Linked DNA regions of Homo sapiens: region 2 is linked to region 1. The links are chromatin contacts, found by Hi-C or POLR2A ChIA-PET in ENCODE. All regions are on one chromosome and are shown on one strand. Each heading gives the region's core, a stretch centred on a gene start or an enhancer-like site at or near the end of the contact. The rest is flanking DNA. Distances are from core to core; before and after follow the strand shown.

What was found. A loop is a pair of places that touch in the nucleus more often than their neighbours do. ChIA-PET counts read pairs that join two places held with the same protein, here RNA polymerase II (POLR2A). Pooled maps may share reads with other maps.
Region 2: a loop to region 1 is called in a map with no recorded cell type, with 5 times the contacts of the local background. The contact joins two enhancer-like sites. A Hi-C loop is called at or near these places in 6 of 37 single-sample maps with no recorded cell type and 7 of 50 pooled maps. POLR2A ChIA-PET finds 5 or more read pairs at or near these places in 2 of 52 experiments (H1 and OCI-LY7).

The regions. Positions count from the first base shown.
Region 1 is chr2:237,666,347-237,672,896 of GRCh38, forward strand. The region is part of intron 1 of LRRFIP1 (LRR binding FLII interacting protein 1); the gene reads left to right. Among named protein-coding and RNA genes, the nearest start is that of LRRFIP1, 42 kb to the left of the region's middle. Within about 2 kb of position 3,390, at least 19 of the 41 ENCODE cell types and tissues checked have a DNase peak (open chromatin) inside an H3K27ac peak, as active enhancers do.
Region 2 is chr2:237,894,045-237,901,052 of GRCh38, forward strand. All of the region lies in intron 2 of RAMP1 (receptor activity modifying protein 1), which reads left to right. Among named protein-coding and RNA genes, the nearest start is that of RAMP1, 38 kb to the left of the region's middle. RefSeq lists enhancers at 682-4,911, 949-1,827, 4,879-4,928, 5,009-5,118. Within about 2 kb of position 4,672, at least 29 of the 41 ENCODE cell types and tissues checked have a DNase peak (open chromatin) inside an H3K27ac peak, as active enhancers do.

The DNA of each region.
Region 1 (6,550 bases), core at 2,140-4,639:
GCAGTCTTTGATGATTTATGAGCCTGTGATTTTGAACAAAACATGTATAACTGAAGTAATCTATAACTGTGAAACACAGGGATCCCAATTTTTCTCAAAGGTTTTAATTAGAGTCAGGGTTGGAATCCACTCTTCACCTAAGAATGAGTTGCTTCCCAGAGGTACCAACAAGCCAACATGTCTTTGGTATGTTATTCTTCTTGCTCCTCTTCTTGGGTGTGGGGATTTTCATCTCTTCCTGGAGACAGGGAGGCCCTGAGAGGTCTCGGTGGTGACGGGTTGCAGGCAAGAGGAGTGAAGCAAACCCTGCTGGTACTGCAGAAGCCACACGGAGTGAAGAGACATGTCCTTGACGTCATAGAGTGGAGTGCGCTTTCTTTCTTTTGTTCTTTCGTTCTTTCATTCTTTCTCTTTCTTTCTCTCTTTCTCTCTGTCTCTTTCTTTCTCTTTCTCTTTCTTTCTCTTTCTTTCTTTCCCTCCCTGCCTTCCTGCCTTCTTTTTTCTTTCTTTCTTTCTTTCTTCTCTTTCTCTCGCTCTGTTCCTTTCTTTTTTCCCTCCCTGCCTTCCTGCTTTCTTTCTTTCTTTCTTTCTTTCTTTCTTTTTCTTTCTTTCTTTCTTTCTTGTTAAATCCATATCACAAAGCATTTTCACAGATAGCTTGTTTCTAGTTGTTTTTTTTTTCACTTTAAGTTCTGGGATAGGTGTGAAGAACATGCAGGTTTGTTACATAGGTCTACACGTGCCACGGTGGTTTGCTGCACCTGTCAACCCATCATCTAGATTTTCAGCCCCGCATGCTTTAGGTATTTGTCCTAATGCTCTCCCTTCCCTTCCCCCTGACCTCCTGACAGGCCCTGGTAAGTGTTGTTCCCCTCCCTGTGACCATGTGCTTTCACTGTTCACCTCCCACTTATGAGTGAGAACATGTGGTGTTCTGTTCACCATTCACTCAGAGAACATGTTGGTTTTCTGTTCGTGTGTTAGTTTGCTGAGAATTGTGGCTTCCGGCTTCATCCATGTCCCTGCAAAGGACATTAACTCATTCTTTTTTATGGTTGCATAGTATTCCATGGTGTCTATGTGCCACATTTTCTTTATCCAGTCTATCATTGATGGGCATTTGGGTTGATTCCAAGTCTTTGCTATTGTAAATAGTGCTGCAGTAAACATACGTGTGCACATGTCTTTACAGTAGAATGATTTATAATCCTTTGGGTATATACCCAGTAATGGGATTGGTGGGTCAAACGGTATTTCTGGTTCTAGATCCCTGAGGAATCCCCACACTGTCTTCCACAATGGTTGAACTAATTTACACTCCCACCAACAGTGTCAAAGCATGGAGCACACGTTTGTTCATTCATTGACCGTTCCCTGTGTGTGGCTTTCATAGTATTCATTTGGGATCCTGACGTGAAATGGCCTAACCAGGGTGGAGTGGCAGTTGTGTTCCCGGCACAGGACTGGCCCAGCCCCCGAGCCCTGTAGCTTCCCTAACACCATTCACTCAGGCTCCGTCAGCCTCTCCCGGGTTCCTGGGCTTCTCTGCTTGTTTTCATGAGGTTTGCGCCTTTCTCCTATGCCAATTTACAGTACACCCTTTAGCAGCTGCAGCCACATTTGGCTTTACAACCCCTGGATGCCCTCATGTCCTGCCCAGACCCTTCTTTTGAACTCCACCTGACAACTTGACACCCCCCTTTCCCCAACACTCTTCATCACCCTGCCAGCAGCTGCTCCTCCTGCATTTCTCATCCCCCCACCTCAGAGCTGCCTGAGCCGGGGCTCCCCCGAGCTTGTTCCCCTCCCCTCCTCGGTGAAATCGTGAAGCTGGCTGAGGCCCCTCCCCTCACATAGTGACCTCGGCAGCCTCCCAGTCCATCTGCTTCCAAGATTGGCCCCACCACACCTGCATCTTCATCTTGGTGTCCTAGTGATCCTAGGACATGCCAGCCTTGGGATTGAAAACAGCAGCCTCTCTCCCCAGGACAAGGCCCCGTCACAGCTGTCCCTGTGCCTGTCATCATGGCCCCCTGAAATAAAGTCTGCCTTACCATCTTCACAAAAGGAGAAAGAAAACACAACCCTCATGCTATGGTTCCCCGCCTTACCATCCTTAATGACTCCCATAGCTTCCGGGATACATTTTAAAGCCATATGATGGCACCAGGGGCCTCTTAGCCCCCTCCTTCCTGCCTCTCTCCCATGGGGGTCTTACACTCCAGTTGTACCGAGCTACTGAAGAGCGTTTCCCATCATTTTCCATCCTTCCAGCCTCAGTTCCCCCTCCTCCAGGAAGCCCTCCCTGACTTCCTCGGCTGGGGTAGGAACATTCACACTAGCTGCTTATTATCCTCACAGCATTTTTCCTGAGGTTTAGCTTACAAGAAGTCTTTCTGTTGAATAAATGAAGAAATCAGCAACAAGGGTAATTGTTGCTGAAAGAAAATATTTATTATATTAAACGTAATACATGTTTATTATAGAAAAATAATAAGGAAAATTCAGGCAATAGTAGAAAATAAAAATTATGCCTCATACTTGACCAAGCACAATACCTGTTAACATTTTGTTTATTTTTCTCCATTCTTTTATCTGTGACTTTTTTTTAACATAGTCTCAATTATGTGTCTCTAAATAGCGCATTTTTAAAATCTCCTTTTTTTAAGGAAAGAAATAAGCGTAACTCTTGTATCAAATGCTCTGTAAAAATGTTTTAATGGCCACAAAATATGGCTTTGAGGATGCACCATCACGTCCTCACTTCCGTATTGCTGGACACTGAGGCTTTTGTGTTTGTTTACTGCGGTGAATAGCATTGCAGTGAACATCTTTAAGAGTGAGGTTTTTCTACTTCAAATTATTTCCTTAAATTAGAATATTAGAAGTGCAATTTAAACCCCAAACCTACAAACACGGTTAAGGACCTGGAGCTTTGCTTTCCTGAAAGGGTGTATCAGTTTACACTTGCATTTGTGTTGTCTGAGAGTGTCTTGTTCATCACAGGATTAAGTACTGTGATTATCTCAGCTTTGTAAATTTGACAGCTAAAAACTGGCAGCTAACTGATTCTTAGGTATCTCAAGTTCTTTTTCAAATCGTCAAAACGTGTCTTAGAGTGAGTGTTGATATTTTCTTGCTGATTTGTGGATTGCTTATTAACCTTTTTCATAGTTGTTGCAAATATTTTTTTTCAGTTTAGATTAGGAACTGAATATCTTCCTCATGTCTTTAAAGAAATATGCCTGACCAGGTGCTTGATAACCCTAAACGGAGTTTCCTGCCGGGCTTTCTCTTGTATGATGTTGAGGCCGTCACGGTTTGTTGAGCAGAGGAGTGAGTGCTAAAAGCTGGAGTTCAGCAGAACCACAGTGATGCCTCCACCCCGGGTAAATGCTTAACCACACTCCTCCCTGTAAAAATAACGGTGTCATTAAACATGGACCGGCTGTTCCATGAGCTCATTCCTAGGAAACAGTGGCTGAGTAGCAGAAGCCTGACCGGTCTCCATTTCCGCCCAAATGTGGGATGTGTGCACGTGGCATAGAGCCTCGCACGTTGCTTTTGGGAGAATCAGCTTGAGTCAACTTCTGGCAAAAGATTGGGGCCGTCTTTGGACAGATTTGAATATTAGACACCATATCATCTAATGAAAACCAGCTGGGAAGAGTCAGTTTTCCTGTGTTCTTGGGCATTTGACAAATGGTGGGAGATAGTTCTAATTTTAGAAAGGAAAACGTAATGCATATTCTCATGATGATTTGTCAACTGGATATTTTGCAGAGAGGAAAACGTCTGAAATGTCCCAAATAAAGCTATCTGCTGTCATGAGAACACAGCTGGCAGGGCAGAAAGCAGTGTCGATCAACAGGAGGTCGTCCTGCACCGGGACGTCAGTGCCCCGACACCTCGGTGTGTCCCTTGGCTGTGTGGCCTTGGGCAGGTCACTGGTCAAGCCTGAGATAATGACATTGGTCTGCTGGGGAGCAGCGGCCCTAGGCCAGATGTACTAGGAGGCCCCTTCCTGGCTGTGATTTTAAGATGGAGGGGAAAATGTTTATTTGTTCTGTGAAAGCCAGGGGTGGGGTAGGACAGAGCCAGCAACACCGACAGCCCATCATGCTGAGCCAGAGGTCTGCTGAGCTGAATTGAAGCTGTGTCAACTACAGTACGTGCCTCACCGAGCCTCAGTTTCCACATTGGTGCTGTGCAGATGATAATACAGACTTTGCAAGGCTGTTGAGACTTACCTGCACTAAGACATAGAAAGTGCCCAACACAGCGCCTGCAGGGCCAGCACTCGGTGGCAGTCTAAGGAATGTCTGTCACAGCGCTCCCAGATGGCAGGTCCTGCCTGCCTGGGCCCAGCTCTGGCTGTGTGGCTCAGGACTATGGGACCTCTGCAGGCTGCGTCCCCTGCCTGCCTCAGTTTCTGCGTCTAAGCTAGAAAGCATGATTGTTCCTCCCCGTGGGGCCGTTACGAGAAGCAAGCACATGGAAGCGTGCCAGGCATTTTCCGAACGTCTGGAACATCCTCAGCGGCAGGGTCTCCTCCTCCCTCTCCTCCTCCTCACTTAGAAATATTTTCCCTGGGAGTCCCACGGAGGTCGTGAAGATGACAGAGGCTGCTGGCACTAACAGCTGTGTGGGGCAGCCCAAGCCCCTACTTTGAAAGTTCCATTCCATCCCTCGCATTTCATCTGAAGAGCGCTATGTTCTCCCTGGGGAGAACTGGCCTGTTGCATATGAAGAGTCCAGAGATTTTGAACAAGGGAACCCCTTCAGCTTCGAATGACCATTACCGTTGATGATCCCAGAAGTTCCCTTTCCAAGCAGTGACCCATGGACTTGTGTCCCTCGTGTGATAACCTGCACTACACACATATCCTACAAGTGTCCATAGTGGTTATAAGCTGCCACAGCCATACAGATCTGAGAGCCAGAGGCCTTCAAACCAGCTAAGGCTCTGAAACACTTCAACTCCACTTAAGAAAACAAATCGGAGCACATCCGTGATCCCACAAATGCTAATTTGCTTGTCACACATCAGAAACCCAGGAAGGCACAGAATAGATGCTCTCTTACTGGCTTATAGGTTGGGTACTTTAAAGTTGGAGACGTTTAAATCAGAGATAAACCTATTGTAACAATACATTTCATGTCATGTGAGCCTTTTGTCTTCCAGCAACTAAAGGGAACTGTGGTAGGATGAGCTGGGGTCACAGGGACAAGGAAGACAGGTAAGGGGACGGAAGCCGGGGCAGCAAGGAGTGGCTCAGGAGCTCTCACCCTGCAGTGGGCAGCTCATCACCCCTGCTCCCCGTGTCTGTGTCCCTTCAGGAGAAGCTGGCCAGGGACAGGGCCACCACTCATAGACAGCTCCTCAGCCTACTCAGCACTGCTTTATGTGTCTGTGTGCACACACGTGTGCATGCCTGTGTGTGTGCAGGTGTGTGTGTGCCTGCATGTGTGTGTGCACATGTGTGTGTGTGCCTGCATGCATGTGTGTGTCTGTGTATTCCTTTTGAAACATACTAGATGCCCTCTCTAAGTAAATCACATTTAACTGCTGTAACTAACCCGTCTGGCAACATCTTTTCTTAATGCTTTTTCACTGTTCACCGGGTTGAGGGTTTCTTTTCCTTATTTCCACTTCTGCTTCTTTAACGAAATTATATGACTTGATACAGTATCATTCTTTTCAAATTCAGTGTTTCAGTAAATAGTTCTTTTCAGCAGACAATTACTTAGGCAGAAGTAGTTTAACATAGCATTTGTCTCTGAAAAAAATGTTTTTTTTCCTTTCTGTCTAGATCCTTTAAAATATATAATATTGCATCATATACAATATTGGCCTGTACCAAGCACCTGTATCCAGAAAAGTAAAAAAGCTAACTGGCTTAAACCACAGCAGAACCTGCCTTGCTGGGTCACCTTCCTTCAGTTCCTTCTCATGGTTTCTAGAATTCCTTGAGCGCACACAGCAAGCTAGCTCTACAATCACTTTAGAGAGTGAGGATCGATGCCCCAGCTTCTTGTTTTCTTAGTGGCTTTTTAAAAAATAGTAGACAGTATATAGCTATCTACTGGCAATAGGAATCTCTTAAAATCAAGGTGAGAAATGTAGTTCTTTTGCAAGAGAGTCAGAGTTTTGTGTTCAATGAAAATTTAATATTTGAAAAATAAAAGATCTTAAAACTATTAGTTTTCCATTATGATCAGATGGCTCTGTCAAAATGGAAAGAAAGCAGGGAATTTTCTGTACTCCTCAACACAAAGTTTATCTTGTTCCTGAAAAAATATTGAACCATTTTTTCAATATTTGTCCTTGCCAGGATTTCACCCTGGCACCCGCTGTTGGTGTGTTTTAAATTTGGTTTCCTTCTGATTCTTCTAAGAGAATATCTACTTTATCATATTTTGAAATAAGACTTTACAGTATCCAAATGTGGATGATATATCCTTTTAACTATGTCCCTGATATTGAAGCTCTGAACATAACCTCTCAATTTGAGTCATCTGTGTTTCCAGGTATTGCTATAGCTAAGCC
Region 2 (7,008 bases), core at 3,422-5,921, 230 kb after region 1:
CTGCAACCTCCGCCTCCCAAGTTCACGTGATTCTTGTGCCTCAGCCTCCCTAGAAGCTGGGACTACAGGTGCATGCCATGATGCCCAGCTAATTTTGTGTATTTTTAGTAGAGACAGGATTTCGCCATGTTGCCCAGGCTGGTCTTGAACTCCTGACCTCAAGTGATCAGCCCACCTTGGCCCTCCAAAGTCTTGGGATTACAGGCGTGAGCCACTTCACCCGGCCTAAAGTAGTTTTTAATTAGGATATTGTAATTGAAACTAATTATACTGCAGTGAATTAAAGTTTCCTTTATCCCCAAGCCTAATGGACACATTAACTCACCTCTTTACAGGGAGGCCAGATTTCTGCCATTGTGGGAAGGAGGCAGGAGGAGCCGGGGGCAGTGCTGGGGTGGGAGCTAGGCCAGGGCGAGGCTGGCTGTGGAAGGGCCCTTTGGGCAGCCGCAGGCCATACGTCCTCAGACCTGGGGCAGCCAGGACCACCAGGGAATGTTGCTGACAGGCAGCACCAGCGCCTGAATCCCCCGCCCCAGATGGACCTGGCTAGGGGGTGAGACCCCCCTGCCACCCCTCCATCCCAGAAGCCAGGCGGGGCTGAGGCTCTATGGGTCCCCACCACACTTATTTATTGGCACCTTCATCCTCCTGGTGCACTGTGGCAGTTCCAAGGCCCAGGCTGTCCAGGTGGCTTTTGAACTGTGGAGAGGCCCCTGGACGGCTGGAACCTTCTCCCTTGCTCGGGTGAATGTGGCTCCCCGTGGTGCACAAACACGTTCAAAGACGGAACAAAGGGACACGTGTTCATAGGAGGTGAGACAAAGCGTTGCCAGCCCTGGGGAACAGGAGTGGCCTGTTCCTACTCCTATCTGGTTGTGGTTCTCCTTCGACAAGTTAGGTGAAGGCACCTTGGTAGCAGGGTACCCTTCAGAATCCAGATACCTGATTCAGCTCAGCAGCCATTTGCTGAGCACTTAGCAGGCACCTAGCCAATGGTGCCAGCCACCAAGGGCCCAGCAGGGCAGGACCTCCCCCTCCCTCCTGGAGCCACGGCCCCCCAGCACCATGGCCTCTGGAGCCCCTCACCCTCCCTTGAGGTCAGCCCTATGGTGGCGATTGTAGAGCGAGTCAGGAGCGAGACAGGAGGCCACGTGTTGCCTGCCTGTGTGGGGCTCCCATCCAAAGGCAGGGCAGCGCGAGTCACATGCCCACCCCCTGCTGTGCAAAGGGGTCCTGTGGGGGGGTCATGGGCTCCCATCAGAGAATGGCATGGTGGTGGCCCTCTGAGGGAGTTCTCACCACGCTGCTGCTGTGAGCCAGGGATCACTGAACCCATTTTAAAGGTGAAAACACCGAGGCTCCGTAACTGCCAACTCCTCAAAACCCCCACAGTGAACACCCCACGTTGGGATGTTTCCTGGCCTGGCCTTTCCCCACACTCAGTGTTGCCCTGAGCTCCAAACGAGGTGAGATTGTGGCAGGAGGGCAGGGGTGGCAAGGCTGCTACCCCGATGGAGGCGGCCAGTTGGTGGGATGCCCGAACAGGGACCAGCATGGTGCAGGGCGCCCCGTGGGTGGGCAGGATGGGTCGCTGAAGGCTCGTGAAGCCCGGCAGGGGTCCCTGAAGAGTCTAGTGGCATCGGGGGAGAGTTTCTTGTACAGAGAGGGTGAGTATGCTTTGGGCCGGCTGGCTGGGGCTGAGACCAGGGGTGGATAGGAAGGCAGAGCCCGTCCAGCCTCCAGGCCAGCGTTGCTTCACAAGGACAATGCCCCCAGGGTGTTAGCATCCAAATATAGCTTGCCGGCTGTCATGCTTAATCCTGAGACTCGGACACATGTCACACCCATGTCCCCGTGAGGTGGGAACCCTGGGGCCTGGACAGGCCTGAGTGTGGTCTCAGCCCCATCACACACAGCTGGGCAGCTAGACCTGGGTGTCCCCACAGGGGTGCCAGGACACCTCCCAGGGGTTGTAGTGAGCCCTCAGCACCCGGCCCACAATGGGCACAGCTCAGCGATCTCCCAGCATTCCCTGATCCTCGGACCCTGGGACGCAATGCAACCCCTGCTCAGGCCCAGATGCAGCCAGCATAGGACAGTCTGTGACTTTGCCTGGGACACCCACTGCATTTTAAAACTGCACTTCATTTGGCAGCCCCAGGAGCCAGGGCGCTGCCCAGGCCTGTTCTCAGAGGAGGTATTATGCCCGTCCGCCCGCCTGCTGTGGCTGCTCTGTGGGGAGCCTGACTTGGCAGCTCCCAGGCTGTGTCTGGTGCCAGACCTGGCTGCACATGGAGCCAGGGATGGATTTAGAAACCTCTCGCTTCTCCCAGCATGGGCAGAGGCGCCCAGATTCCTCCCCGGCCTGGGGCCACCATAGCAGGAGAAGGGGAGGGAGGCAGAGGAAGCCAGGCCCAGGGAGGGCCAAGCAGCCCCCAGGCAGACCCCTGGACCGTTCCCCAGTCTGCACTGCCGCCTCAGGGACCTCCCCATCACCTCAGCAAGCGCCCTTTTCTGTAAGGAGGGGGTAAGAACACCTGCCCTCGGGTGATGTGAGAAGCACACTCACGCGGGGAAACAGGTCTTAGTATTTTCTTAGACTTTGTTTTGTTTTGTTTTAAGGCAGGGTCTCACTCTGCCGCCTAGATTGGAATGCAGTTGCATGATCTTAGCTCACTGCAGACTTGACTTCCTGGACTCAAGCAACCCTCTTGACTCAGCCTCCCAAGTAGCCAGGACTATAGGCACACACCACCACTCCTGGCTAACTTTTAAACTTTGTGTAGAGATGGGGGAGTCTCTCTGTGTTGCCCAGACTGGTCTGGAACTCCTGGGCTCAAGCGATCCTCCTGTTTTGGCCTCTCAAAGTGCTGGGGTTGCAGGCGTGAGCCACTGCACCCAGCCTCTTAGACTTTTGGACAGCAGAGGGGCCAGGCCTTTAAATGTCCTGGGGGTGTGATGTGCTGTCCGTGGGGATGGTGGGGTCACCTGCCCCAGCCTCAGTGGGTCCCTCTTTTACATGCCTGCAGCTCACCGGATGCTCCCGTGTGGCACTCAGCTATCATGAGGTGTGCATCCGTCCAGGTGGACCCCAGAGCCCCGCATGCAACCACGGGCCCCGCCTGGGCCTCAGCCTCCATCCCAGGAATGGGAGAACCAGCTTCACTTCAGGCCAGGAAAGAGGGAGACTGAAAGAGCAGATGACATGGGACAGGACAGAGCCTGAGGCCCAGACAGGCCATGAGCGAGGGGAGGTGAGAATAAGGCCACAGGTGGTCCCGTGTCTGCCTTCCCTGCTCAACGTGCAGAGAGGGCTGGCCATTTTCTCCGGCTTCATCAGCATGCTCTACAGTCACTGCGAGTGTTGCAGGAGGAATTGTGGCCTCCTCCACAGCAGCGAGAACACTGAGCCCCGTTTCATCTGTCTTCCTCCTGTTTCCTTGAACCCTCCCAAGATTCTTTCTTTGGTGCGTTATTCATGTTGTTCCTTTTCCTGCAAGAGAGAGGCCTTTGTCCTCCTTGTTCAGCAAGCACCTAGTCAGTGGTAAAGTGCAATATTTAGCTGGTAACAAAGGTGTGGAATGGAATTGGCTTCCATGATTTGGCGAAGTATTTGCAAGAAGCCTATGGTGAGGCTTCTTGTTTACAGATCCACGTGTCTTAGTGGAAACCTCAGAAACACATGCTCTCGTGGATGCTGTCATTCTTCTTTTTTTGTTTGTTTTGGTTTTTTGGGGGGGGGTTTTGTTTTTTGTTTGTTTGTTTGTTTTTTGAGATGGGGTCTCGCTCTTTCTCCCAGGCTGGAGTGCAGTGGTGCAACCTCAGCTCACTGCAACCTCCACCTCCCGAGTTCAAGCCATTCTCCTGCCTCAGCCTCCTGAGTAGATGGGACCACAGGCGTGCACCACCACGCCCAGCTAATTTTTGTATTTTTAGTAGAGACTGGGTTTCACCATGTTGGCCAGGCTGGTCTCAAACTCCTGACCTCAGGTGATCCACCCTCCTCAGCCTCCCACAGTGCTGGGATTGCAGGCGGGAACCACTGTGCCTGGCCAGATGCTGTAATTCTTTGGAAAGGGATGGAGTTGGCATTTCCCCTTATGCTGTTGGGAAAATGGCTTTGCTAAGATGTCAGAAGTCCCTGTTAATACAACTTAAATAGATAAACCATAGTCAGAGCCTGGGGAAAATTCCTGTTTAACATATTCATTTGCATGCAGTGATGACACTTATTTCAAAGCATTCCTGTCTCAGCAATGCAGTAGGTCAAATGTGTAGGCATCCCTGGGCTGGCACAGGTACATAGGACTTCTAATGCTTGGCCTTTTCCCTAGTTTGATTGTACTCTCTGACCAGCCTGATTTAGGAAGGGTTTGATAGTACAATATCCGTCTTTCCCTCACGCGTGCTGCCAGTCCCAGGGGGATGGGAGCAGCCACTCACCCGTAGGAGTTCCAGGTGTGCACAGCTGGCTCAGAGCCTGCTGGCCCAGCACACATTTCCCAGGCCAGCACAGTGTGCTGAAGTGCTTTTCATCAAACAGTTAACAAGACTTCCTTATACATTTCCCCAGTGTCAAGAAAAACAAAAGGTGCCCAGTTCTCTGCTGCCTCCAGCAGTGCTGGGCAGAAGTGAGACAGGAAGCCAGGCTCCCGAGCTCACACACGCAGACGTAGGTGGGAAGCTACACTGCGTGGGCTTTCACATCCCCAGGGCCCGGGCTGAGGCCTCTTAAAGACAAGCTGGCCCTGTGCTTGCTCCACACCTGACGCACGCCAGGCCAGGCCACAGCGTGGCTCTCTGTCAACAGAGGAAGTGGCGCAGTAAGTGGCCAGCCCCTCCCTGCTTTGGAAAGGTCCCGCTATTCACAGAATCCTGGGTGTGAGCCCTGACACCAAAGGCAGAAACCACAAGGGAGAAGCCAGCCCTGGCTGCCTAAATGCGAAATAAGCCTGTTGCTGGCTGCCACGAAAATGCCACTGTGTTCCAGTCCTAAATGGGGTGCATGCTATTGGTTTGAGACAGTGATTTTTTTTTTTTCTTTGAGACTGGGTCACACTCTGTCACCCATGCTGGAGTGCAGTGGCATGATCTCCGCTCGCTGCAACCTCCGCCTCCCGGGTTCAAGCAATTCTCCTGCCTCAGCCTCCTGAGTAGCTGGGACTACAGGCACACGCTGCCACACCCAGCTAATTTTTTGTATTTTAGTAGAGATGGGGTTTCACCGTGTTGCCCAGGCTGGTCGCGAACTCCTGACCTCAGGTGACCCGCCCGCCTCGGCCTCCCAAAGTGCTGAGATTACAGGCGTGAGCCACTGCACCTGGCCGAGAGAGAGATTTTTATCACATGAAGAAAATAGCTTCTTTCTGTGTTTTCAAGGTTGTGGCTTTTTTAAAATCAGAAAAGAATATTGAGTTTTCTCAAATGCCTTCTCAATGCGTATTAAAATGACGGTACATTTTTTTCCCATGGTGTATTAAAGTGTGATTTTGTAGTAACAGGTTTAAAGCATTCCTGAAATTAGCCCTCCTTTAAATAAAATATGCTATGTGGCTAGATGAAGTTTGTTAGCATTGGGTAGGGGACTTGAGTGTCTATTTATAGGTGGAAGCGAAGGGCATCTGTTCCGTCCGTGTGCGCATGCGTTGAGACGCATGTCATGCCATCTCAAGAGGCTTGGGATCAGGGTTTGTTAACTTTTTTAAATGAACTGGGAAGCTGCACATCTTTTTCTTTCACTTTAAGAATTTGCAGTGGCTCACGCCTCCCACACCTGTAATCCCAGCACTTTGGAAGGCCGAGGTGGGAGGATCGCTTGAGCCCAGGAGTTTGAGACCAGCCTGAGCAACATAGTGAGAACCTGTCTCAATTAAAAAGAAAAAAAAAGAATTTGAAAGAACTGCCTGGGATCTAGTGCCTTTTGAAACAGCAATTCTTTAATAACATTTGCCATTTTTCTTCTTGGAATTCCTCCTTTTTAAGTCGATATTTGATAGTTTATAATTTAACCAAAAAGTATCCCAATTCACTGAGGATTTTCCAATTTTTAACAAACCTTTTTTACGTATTAATCTCTTATACTTCTTCTTTTTCTTTTCTGTTTTTTGTTTTTTGTTTATTTGTTTGTTTGTTTAGGACAGTGTCTGGCTCTGTCGCCCAGGCTGGAGTGCAGTGGCACGATCTCGACTCACTGCAACCTCTGCCTCCTGGGTTCACGGCATTCTCGTGCCTCAGCCACTCAAGTTAACTGGGACTACAGGTGTGTGCCACCATGCCTGGCTAATTTTGATATTTTCAGCAGAGATGGGGTTTCGCCATGCTGCCCCGGCTGGTCTTGAACTCCTGAGCTCAAGTGATCTGCCCACCTCGGCCTCCCAAAGTGGTGGTATTACAGGCGTGAGCCACCGCACCTGGCCTATATTGCTTCTAATAATTATTGATGGACAAATTATGTGCCATTTGGAGAGATTTATTTTGTTCTTTTTAAAAAATATCTTGCTTTGGATACTTATTTTGTTTATTTTCATTTATTTTTGTTTAATAAAATAATTTATAACTATTAATTTTTCTCAGAATTCACTTTTGCCCCATTCCATTCATTTGTACATATAGTATTGCCGATCTTGTTCTCTTAATATTTTGTAATTGAATTTTTAAATTCTCCTGTGACTTCGAAATTATATAAATGATCTTTCATTTCTAGGAATTCCATTTTTTTAAATTTATCCTTTTTTTAAAACTAATTTTTAGTTTTCAGTATTGTAGCCTGAGAATATTGACTTATGATTTATACTCTGGGGATTTGATGAGTCTCTTTTTGCCGCCTAACACAGACCCAGGGGCCTTTGAAAAGCCGGCTGAGTCTCTGTAGAATAGAACCTTTATCAGACAGTCACTGCATCGGTTTATTAACATTATTTTTCATAATCACTTTATGCTACTGTTTATCTACCTAGCCTTGGGAGGTGTGTTTAAGTCTCCCACGTGTCTTGCGTTCCTGGCAGCTGC